Regions from separate parts of the Mus musculus genome. Here region 1 is linked to region 2. The links are chromatin loops, found by intact Hi-C in ENCODE. Cell type or tissue: heart. All regions are shown on one strand. Links, peaks and the distances in the headings refer to the core of each region. The heading gives the core; the rest is flanking DNA. Region 1 overlaps Tpo (thyroid peroxidase). Region 2 overlaps Sntg2 (syntrophin, gamma 2).

Region 1 (5,355 bases), core at 1-5,000, 70 kb before region 2:
TAAGATAGTCTTTGACATGTTGTCTGGAGTCAAGTGGAGTTGGGGACCCTTGAAAATGTGTGTCTTTTCCTTTCACTGCCTTAATGCCTTTTGGAAAGTTCTGTACACCCCCATTGCTGAGTGGGAAAAGTTATGTCTCAGACAACTCACTTCTTTTTTTGTTCTTGCTGTAAGTCAGGTGGCTTTCTAAATATAGACATGCTGGGTTGTGCCTCCCCTCACAACACAAAGACCCTGATGTCCACAGAGTGAAAACCACACTCCTTTCCATGGACTGTTAAGATCCTCGAAATCTACAAGGATACGGTTTAATTGTCAAAGCTCTAGGTATGGTAGCTTGATTCCCCCTTACTTTAAAATGTATTGCCATCCGGCACTAAAAAAATGGATTAGTGTATATAGGAACACTCACTGCATAAGCGTTAGAACCTCAGCTCAGATCCCATTATCCAGGAAGAGAGTTTGACATGGCTGCATGCACCTTTTACTGCAATACTGCACAGAGCAGGGATAGAAAGATTACTGAGGCTTATTGGCTGCCAGTCTAACTTCAGGTTCGGTAATCAAAACTGTCTTAGGGTAATAATGTAGAGAGTGATAGAGTAGGAACCCCGATACCCTCTTCTGGCCTCTATACACATGCACATGGGCAGAAGCACCCTTACACACCCGTGTCCACTCCCTCCATCCCCTCAAGTGTCTACTTAAATTATCCAACTCATTCCCTCTTTCTTAGCAGAATAAAGACCCTCTGAGTGGGATACAGCCGAACGAAACAGGATCAGTTCTTCACTGTGTGCCCTGTGCACTATGAGCCTTAGGGTGCTTGACTACATAGTCTTTACCTATTTGGTACCCAGGTGGAGGTTGAACTTAGTAGAAGCATTATGTGAGAGCTAAATGCTTGTGTAGAACAATTACCTATGGAGAAAAATTCTGTGTGTGTCTGTGTATATGTGTGAGTGTGTGTGTGTGTGTGTGTTTGTGTGTGCGCGCGCGCACATGCATATGTGAGTGTCATGTGCATTTCTGGGGAATAGTAGCTGCCAGTGAACTAATATCCTATTATTGACCAATATTAAGCTGATATTTAAATTATCACGATCATGTATTGCTTATGCTTCCATTTTGCCCAACTTTAAAGAAAGGTTGATTATTTCAAATTTTATCTTTGAACTAAAGATTTTTCTGTTGAAAAATTTCCCACAGAAACACTTCTCCTCTGTGATCTTCTAAACTCTCTGTGGAGCCGGATAGATTTTAAATTAATTATGTTTGGGATGACTAGAGGTGTCTCATTCATCCGCATCAGAGGAGAGCATCTTCTCTTCTGCCCATCTTCCCTCAACTTTCTGGGGCCGAATGAATTAGACAGGCAAAGGAAGGATAAACAAGAGAAAACTGGCTGCCAGCAGACCTTGGTCTGTGTGCTGACTTCTCAGGGGAGCTGCTGGGGCAGACACTTGGCGAGGAAGGAAAGAAAGAAGGGAAAGAGAAGGGTTGTTTCTTACTAGGGAACAAGCTTCAAATAGGCAGATAAATGGGGACTGCCTCCTGGCCACTGGCTGGCAGCTGTGTTGTTAATGTGGGTTCCTGGAAGTGTGTGGCTGCCTAGAGACCTGGAGTCTCCTTTCATTCTTCCTGGTAGGGAGTGGGGAGATACTCTGCAATGGATTTCTTGACCAGCAGGGGGAAACAGAGTGCTTCTCTAAGACCTGTGGCATTCTTTTGCATCTCAAGATCTACCCAGCAGGCAGGTGGCCAGGCTATCTCGGACTTGTGGTTGAGGCTAGAGTCAATGATCCTAAGAATTTCAACTTGGTCTCTTCTGTTTGTCTAGAACAGAAATCCAAATTCTAGAGAGTAACATGACTTATTCCCTGTCCCGGCTTTCTATGTGTATGTCCTGAAAGTGCCATCTGCTCTGGGAGGCACACTGGCCTCTAGAATCCCACCTCTTGCATATTCATAACTGGAATGCAAGAAGCCATTATACATGAAGATACCGTATGCCAGGACAAAGAAACAGGCTACATACTTCCAGACATGTTCACAAATACAAAGCAAAAGAAGTGAAAGAAAGCCAATGTCTTCCTGTCCAAAGCCACAGAGGCCCCAGGCTCCCACGTGCTGCCCTTGGCTGACTCTGGTCACCTGGGATTCACTCAGCGTTCTGTGTGGATCGTGTTTTGATGATCTCTGTTTTCAGAAATCTGGTGAACTGGAACAGAGCTGGCCAGCTTTCCTTTTAGACTCCCCCACTAGGCTGGCTTCCCAATCTCAGGATTTGCAGGCAGCTTTCCTGCTCACGCTGTTCATTTGCATCTTATTTTCTTTTCACAGCTACAACGAGCCGCTGAGTTCGCCATAAAGATAATTTCACATGGATCTTAATTTTGCACAAACACTGGAAGCCCATCTCAGTCTGTTGAGAGGAATACGCAGTGCTTCATGGAGCATGTGCTACAGAGGGTTGTCAAGAGAGGCTACGAGCAAAGTTTTCCTAGATTTATAATGGTCATGGGTATACTTTAGGAGAAAATGAAACCTTTTTTTCATTTTCAGTAGTTTATTACTGAATTTCCAGGTGCCGAGGTTTCTTTTCCTCTGTGCTTTGAGGCATCTGGCTTTGCATAGTAAGTGTGTGTGTGTGTGTGTGTGTGTGTGTGTGTGTGTGTGTTGTCCCCTATAGCTTTGCTTCTCAAAGTGTCATTGATGTCCCCCAAATGCACAAAGTCATCTGCATTCTCATTTTCCAAGTATATTTAATTTTGGTTGTAGTGAAATAGATCATATGAAAACTGTGTTTCAAATACATTTTACTGGTGAATATTTACTGTTTCAAAGGCACTGTTTACTTTTCAGCTGATAAACGTTCTTATATTAAAGAATAGAAAATTGAACCATTGTGAAGCAATTTCTATTTCAGAGTCTTGCAAAGTCCAGGCTGAGTTCACTCAAATGTGCTATACATCTGATGCTAGCCTTGTTCGCATGATCCTCCTGCCTCAGGTGGGATCACAGGGGCGCTACGACCCCAAGCAGAAGTAGAAGGGTAGGAGTAGTGATTTTGATGATTTTAAAAAAATTATTAACTCTAGGGCCTCACACATGCCCAGCAAGTCCTCCCTGATTCCAGACTGAAGGTACAGCCAAAGCTGACCTTGACATTGTGATTCTCCTGTTTCATCCTCTCCCATGTTTGCCAACCAATGTGTGGCATCACTACCAGCAGATTTTCTACCTAAGAAATTTATAGAGTAGATGGATAAGAAGCCAGCTTAAAAATATCCCAATGAATGGTAAAATACACTCTAAAGTGCACTATCATTATAGAAGTCATGTTGTACATTATTATATACTATTAAAATGTAAGCAAAAGAGTTGTCACTATTACAGATTTGTAAATCATGCTTTTTATCCCAACACTCTGGAGGCAGCGGTAGAAGCAGGAAGATCTATATGTTCTGCATGGTGATTTCCAGCGCTATGGGGATTACATACTGAAACCCTGTTTCAAGGACAAAACAAACACTCTGTGGGCAGAGTTACAGATGTTCCATATCCTCATTTTGTAAAATAATATCATTTCAAAACTTTAAAGCCACACTGTGCAGATGTTTTTGTGAACAGCTCACAGGTGCAATATCGAGTTCTTGACTAGACTCGACCTCTATCTTTTCAGTCTTGCTTTATTCCTCTAGGGTCTCGATAGCTATTGAACAAAAGGAAAAAGTGATTTATTTCCTTCGGTGTGCTGAACACCTGTCATGTTCCAGATGTTAGAAGGATTGGTACAAATGGGGATACTTAGGTTTTCTTGGAGATTTAAAAGGAGAACCCCTCTTGTTTTCTTTAGTTGTCATGGAAACACAATTCCCAAGTTATTAATGCTCACCAGGAATACCTGTAGTGGTAGTCAGACTTGGAAGGGGAGTGACATGCCCATCAGAAGAAGTGCTTTATAGAGTAGACAGTGCTGATACCCAGAAGGAAAGATGGAAGGATGCTTTCTTTAGGAGCTCCTGAGCCTGGGAAGGCAGCAGGGTGACTGCAGTACAGTCATGATGTTCAGACAGAAAATTTAAACAGCATGTAGCTCCTAGCAGGAAGTAGGTCTGAATGTAGAAGAGGTTGCTAAGGCCCAATGGCTGGGCTGTATCTAAGAGACTGGAGGCAGCAAGTGGCCCTTCTCCAGCATCCTGCCACCAGGAAGCTTGCTTCAGGGTGACTACTTGTGTTTTCTTCCCTTCTTTTTCCAGGTTCCTTTCTTTTCCTTCCCTCCCCTCCCATCCCCTTCCCCCTCTGTCCCTTCATTCTATCCTTTGTTTTTCTTCTTTATAGCAAAGAATGATTATGTTAATCCATATATTTCAGTAGCTTTCTTACTATAATTTCCCATACAACTCAACCAAAACCTAGCTATACCAGAGATATTTAACTTGAGATGATTTTCTAACAAAGAAACAAAAATTGTCACAACCTTTTAAAAGATATATGTACAGATAAAATGGAAATGATTTATTCTATAATAATGGAAAAATCAGTTCTTTTAAAGGAGGAATTATAATTTAATCCTTCTAAACTGAAGAATTACATTATTCTTTTTGACAAGCACAAAAGGGTCTTTAACTGATCCTCAGCAACCGCACTGACATGTTTGGTTTGTTGAGTGTGAAAAACAACTTTACAAGACTAAAAGATCCCACATCATTTGTTACTTACCACACAAGATGTCTCTGCTTCTCAGGATAAAAGAGAGGAAAATTACAGTTCCCATAACCACCAGCATTATTGCCATAGCTCCAAGTGTTCTCATTCTAGAGCTGAAGTGGTGGAAGAGATAATCAGATAGTCAGCAGAGTACTGTGGGATGTACCATAAATACCCAGGCCTCTCAGGTGGGTCCTCCTAAGTCCAAGGCTGTCACTTTAGGATACTGAACCATCTTCAGAACCAGGAAGACACACTGTCAACCTGTAGTGCTAAACAGACCTGGTCCCCAATTCATCAGAAAGGTGTAACTAGAGAATGGGAAATCTCTCTCTTCAAACACATCTATGTGAAGCGAATAGCTAACATGAAGAATTCAGCACTTATAATAAGTAAGTCCCTGGCAGTGGCTGCATCTTTTATGGCACGAGGATTTTAATGACATGATTTCAGACGAAACAAGATCCAAAATGGATCACATCCACTTTCTAACTTTTTGTTTTCTTAGTCTTGGACATTGAGATTCTTGAATCCTTGACTTTGTAGGAACATCCTGAGATGAACACATCATAGTAAATATGGGTCTGTAGGTGCCCTAGCACACCTGAACTGAAGGAATAGGAACGGGTACCACCAGGCTTT
Region 2 (5,384 bases), core at 54-5,053:
AATATCCAGGCCCTATGATGAATGGGGTGGTCAGCAGGCTTATTCCGGAATTTTTCACTTGAGCCTTATGTCCTCAGCATGGTGATGCCATAGCACCTTGGCATCTTTGACACTTATTTAGCTTGTTGTCTTTAATGACTCATGGTCATTCGTCTCAATTTTCAAAGTTCTAAGCTTTCCTTCATGAACCTAAAATGTTATCTTTTATTTAAAAGAAAACTATTTCAGAAAACCATGAAAACTTTTTCTGCCTGTGGTCTAAGTAAGCTACTTAGTCTCCAAATGCTGAGCCCTTCTTAAATATGCACTTGATCCTCTGTACACAGATCTGGGTTTGCAAGCTGGGAACTCAGAGCCCAGATTGGTTGCTTAGAGATCATGCCACAAATAGTGCTCATTTAAGTTCAGACATCAGGAGATGGATTTGAAAGGGCATTGAGTCCTGCTGGAGTAATAAAGGCTGGGGACATCTCAACACTCAGCTCTCAGTCATGGAGCAAGAAGGCACCTTTGTCCTTTGTGTGGTTTTAGCAACCAAATCTAGCTCTTTCCCTACCTTCATTACCATGACAAGACCAGAACATCAGTCAGCATCAAGTTACAGAGCAAAAACTGTTATGTTGACCAGTGTTCTCATGCCAGCTAGCTTGTGGACATGTCAGGTCCAGGGATGGGCCTATATACCTAGAATGGTGTTCTAGATTATTCTAATTTTGATGCCTTTAAAATGTCATTCTAGAAATGTACAAATGTTCTATGGTCTTCTCATTTAGTATCCGGGTAGGGAACATGCTTGGCTATGTTTCCTGCCCTTCCTAATTACTCCTTATGCTGGTGAAATAGCTGGTAAGAATAGACTGATGGCCGGAGACAACGGCTTGTCTCTCCCTGGTAAGAGAAGTGAGTGTTACAGAATTGAGCCATTAGTGTATGAGGGATGTCCATATAAATATTCACTAAACCACAAACAGTTATCAGAATCCTAGCATGGTGTGTGTGCTACTAAGGATAGAACTTAAGGCCTTGTGTATGCTATCATACTCTCCCACCAAATCATATTCCACCCTCAAATTGTGTTTTCTTAGGCCTTTGATATGGAGAGCTACTGCTAAGTCATAGATTTAGCTGTGTCTCAGCAATGATACACAAATGGACTGGTTCAACACTGTGCCTTCAAAGGGTCTCCTTATCACATTCTCTCTCTGTCTCTCTCGTCTCTGTCTTTGTTTCTCTGTCTCTGTCTCTCTGTCTCTGTCTCTCTCTCTCATTCTCTGTATGTAGGCATGCATGTGGAAGCCAGATGGTTAACCTCAGTTGTTTCTCAGGTACCACCCACTTTTTTTTTTCTTTGAGACAGGCCTGCCATTAGGTTGGAACTTACTCAATAGGTAAGGCTGGTTGCCAATAAGCTCCCAGGATTGACCTGTCTTTACCTCCTCTGGATTCCTTAGGTGGGTTCTGGGGCTGGACCCCATGCTTGCAAGGTCAGCACTGTATTGACTGAGCTATCTCTGACCCCATCCTTATCCATGGTATTTTGAGTAAGAGGCAGCCTACTTTGTCTAGCCCAAGGAGGCAGTAACTGGCTTGACATGAATTCTAATGTTTAATGGTCAAGGTTCAGACTGATTAGATAGTCTGTCACCAGGGAGTCCAGTCCCCAAGGGCTCATAGCAGTCATGTGCCACATTATGAAACAAATGATACCATTTAAAACCTTTGAAAGGCTAATTTTCAGGGAAAGATGCTAGATTAAATGTTAAGACCTGTCGTCAGAGCCCCATTTGAGACCTACCATGGGAAGTAAGGACATTGCCTGGTAAAAAAGAGGACAAGGGAGCAGGAAGGGGTTTCAAAGGAAGATGGCTGATGCACGACTTAGTTGATATTGTGTACTGTGGGTTCAACCCTCACACAAGAGCAAGGGGCCATGCAACTGTGAGGTCAAACATGTTGCTTGTAGCCTGTGCAGACCAGCTCAGAACTTCCCCCAGATCCTACAGAAACAGGAAGGGAGCTCCAGAACACTAGACCCCACTTCCATGTCATTAGGAACCGGAGTTCATATCAAGCTCTTCCCTTGCAGTGTTGCTGCCCCTGGCTGCACACGAGTCAGTGGGTAGACATGCTAAGATTCTCACATATGGCCTCTTGAAGACTCTTATGTGTACTGTTCTAGTCCCTGGAGTGACAGGAAGACTGGCTGACCATGAGTAAGCCAGAGACAGAAGCACAAGTAGACCGGCAGTGGAATCTCTAGCAGGCAGTGCTGTGCTGTGCTTTGCTCTTCCTAGGTTAGGGCCTTGACCAGGATCTATTCCGGGATATTGCCAAGTGCAGCACCAAAGACACACATAGAATCCTGAGGACTGTGTGGAGATAGACCATGCAAACCTGCCCTTAAGGTGGAATCCTAAAGGTCTTAGATTTGGTGTCCTGAAGTGCAAGACTGCGTGTCAGAGATGAAGAAGCAGAAACTACGTAGAAGTTCTGCACTTCTTCCTCCACGGTAGATGCTGTAACACCATATGCATCCCAGAAGGACACACTTGGCAAGAGCATTCAGGTCTGGAGTCTGGATCAAATTAGTAGCAAGTGTGGGTTCTGTATTGATCTGTGTGAGTACCATGGTCACAGAAGGTAAGGACTCTTGACAAGGATCAAGAAGTCATTTGCTCACCGACCCTGTGCTACAGCATGAATGGCCTTCGATGCTGGATACAGAATTGAAATCCATCCTTGATATTACATTATTTTATGCAACTGCATTTTATTATTACTACAATCATCATGTGAGTCCATGGGGAAAACATCATGATAATTTCACTTTGAGGAAGTGAAGTGACAATGTTTGTAGTGAGTTTTCAGGTACCAGGGACAAAAGCAGGTTCCTTTTCTGTCTCAGGATTTCTCTACCTCTGAACACAGGCTGCTTGAATATTCTGTATAATGCTCTATCCTGTTCATGGCAGGTGCTAAGCAGCAATTTGGGCCCCCATAATGGACATCCCGAAGTGGCAGAGTACCCTACCCTTCCAGGTACTAGTGAGGAAAAACCGTCTTCAGTTATCTCCATATGTCCCCTAGAGGGCAGACTTGTCCTGGCTGAGATCTTTGTTCTGGAAAAAGGAAGGGCACAGGGAAGAGTTCTAGACAAAGTTGCTGTCTGGGAGTACTTATCAACTGGTTGAGAGACTGGGTCACAAAAGAGCATAGCCTAAGAGGCTCAGATATGGCAGTTTGGAAACAGCTATGAGAAAAAGACTGCTCATTTTTAGAAGCCTTTGATGAGCCTTCACTTCTTCATTGTGGGCTCTGGAACGAAGGGAGGCCAAAGCTGAGCTGGCACAAGGTATGTGGAAAGCAGGTTTCTAGAAATGTTCGTATGCTTAGTAACAGAAATTCAGATATGACCCAGTAGAATCCATGTGTATGAATGAGCTCAAGCCTGAGGCCCCAAAGACCAGACCACATTGCCATCATCCATGTCCAACGACACATCATCAAACTGAAGCTTTATACAACAAGTGAAACTCCAACAGGTCAGGGCTTCCTAAGTGCTGATCAGCAGCAGCTGATCTGAAGGGAACCAAGCTAGCCCGAATGGACAATAGGGACACCCTTTCTGCTCTATTCTGCAAGAGAAACCACAGGAAGCTGTTTCCTGTGAGAGCCATGGGGTTCTGTAATACAGGGTCCCTTGATCCTGCTCAAGCCACCCACAGAGACCACTCTTCTGCTCTGTGGGTCTGCTGTAGGCTTTTATGCTTTGTCCTTGCTAATAAAAGCCAATGAGATCTCTAAACTAAATCTACTGGCGTCCCGCGTTCACAGCAGCATTCCCCACAGGCACAAACATCACTCATTTGTAATTAGCAAAGTAGGTCTTTATAAATATTATGTGAAAGAGCATTGGCTCTTCACATTGGCAAAGGATTTCCTAACACTTATGTAATTTGGAGAACCCTCAGATGATGATGGAAATAATCCAGTGATTTCTACTGCTCACACAGGCGGCATAATCAATACAGCTGGAATCCAGGACAGCATTTCATTCCTGGATGCATTCTACCAACGTGCGGAGTGTACTCTCCCCAAAACCACTCAGGTTTGAAACTACGGTTCTTTTCATTCTGTTCTAGTGTTGTAGGTTTTTTTCTCTTCAAGGAGATTATGAAAACCCATCCTGTGTTTTCCTCTTTCTCCTTCCCTCCCCGTCTGTCTGTCTCTGAATCATAGCTGCCAAGCACCATTTCACTGGACATTTTGCTGTGTGGGTTCTAGGGCTTGTAAACACCCAGAGACCCCAAACTAGCAAGCAGGAAGGCAGATCATATAGGCAGACCTTCATTTCCAGCACAGCTGGTGGGTGCTGCCTACTCTCACACATATCTGAATAGCTGCAAAGGAACAGGCACAGAGCCGCAGGCATTCCCTGCATCTTACCTTTGTCTTACCGTCAAAGCAGGTGAATCCCAGAGCAAAATCCACCGTGAAGCACAGCGTCTCCCCTTGCCAGCTGCACAGATATGTTTTGGACTAGAAAAGAGTATTAATTTTGAGTGAGAGCTCTGTGATAGTTCTGGTTAGCCATAGCAAGGCAGTTGGCACATTAGCTACTTTTAGCCAAAGGACACTGTTTTCAGTCTGAACTCAGCAACTATGTAGAATAAAAAGGCAGGTTTGGGGGTTGCAGGGAACTGCAGAGACACATGTAGGCACTGGGATCTTCCTTGCTTTCGTTTTTAGACAGACAAAGGATGTCTTTAAAGGCATCAGCTAAACAAAACCAAATCATTGAAACATTCCAACAAATATTTGTTCTTCGTTGTTCTTTTAAAAACACTCACTGGACATCTACGTGCTTCAAGTGTTTCACGGTAGTCTATGGCGTATATAGGGCATGTAGAAAGGAACAGTCCTAAAACTGGTGAAGTTGTTTTTTGTCAACTTCAGTTTGTAGGTAAAGTTACCCCAGTCTACAGATGACCTGATGCCATCATTTCTGTGGGAGAAATCGGGGTGCTTTTCACGGGATAGAGATGAAGGTCTTGCTTAGGGACGATGATGGGGCAGGACTTGGTTTTCTGACTCTCTGACATATGTACTCAACACTGGGAAGTCAGGAGGAGCCCATCTCACGTCTGCACTGCTTCTTATCCCTCTACCCAGGGTGCCCTGGGCATCCTCTGCACAGTTACTGACTCTGCCGCTTAGATCTACTCTATTATATTCTCATCCTAGTAACAAGACAGATGCCTTGAATATCATTAAACCATACCAGGGATCCCTGGGGAGGTTGTCACTACATCTTGGCTCCATTCTCTCCTTCACCTCTTACAATGGGCACAGAGAGCAGGCCCACAAAGAAAGGACCCTGTCCG

What was found. Hi-C counts contacts between places; a loop is a spot of excess contacts. Peaks named below come from ENCODE experiments on the same cell type or tissue, not always from the same donor. Only the 100,000 strongest peaks of a DNase experiment are listed, where the experiment ranks them.
Region 1: a loop joins it to region 2, with 2.2 times the contacts of the local background. A loop is called at or near these places in 4 of 42 quality-filtered maps.

The regions. Positions count from the first base shown.
Region 1 is chr12:30,127,076-30,132,430 of GRCm38, forward strand. It overlaps Tpo (thyroid peroxidase), which reads right to left. Exons shown (of 17, transcript NM_009417.3): 2 at 4,726-4,826. The coding sequence starts at 4,819. Among named protein-coding and RNA genes, the nearest start is that of Tpo, 2.9 kb to the right of the region's middle. In heart, for the core only: a CTCF peak has its summit at 1,689 (motif pointing right); DNase peaks (open chromatin) are centred at 1,726 and 2,186; H3K27me3 peaks cover 373 bases.
Region 2 is chr12:30,196,829-30,202,212 of GRCm38, forward strand. Sntg2 (syntrophin, gamma 2) reads right to left here. Exons shown (of 17, transcript NM_172951.3): 15 at 4,447-4,539. Among named protein-coding and RNA genes, the nearest start is that of Gm32084, 54 kb to the left of the region's middle. In heart, for the core only: a CTCF peak has its summit at 3,080 (motif pointing right); no DNase peak of the experiment used is centred there.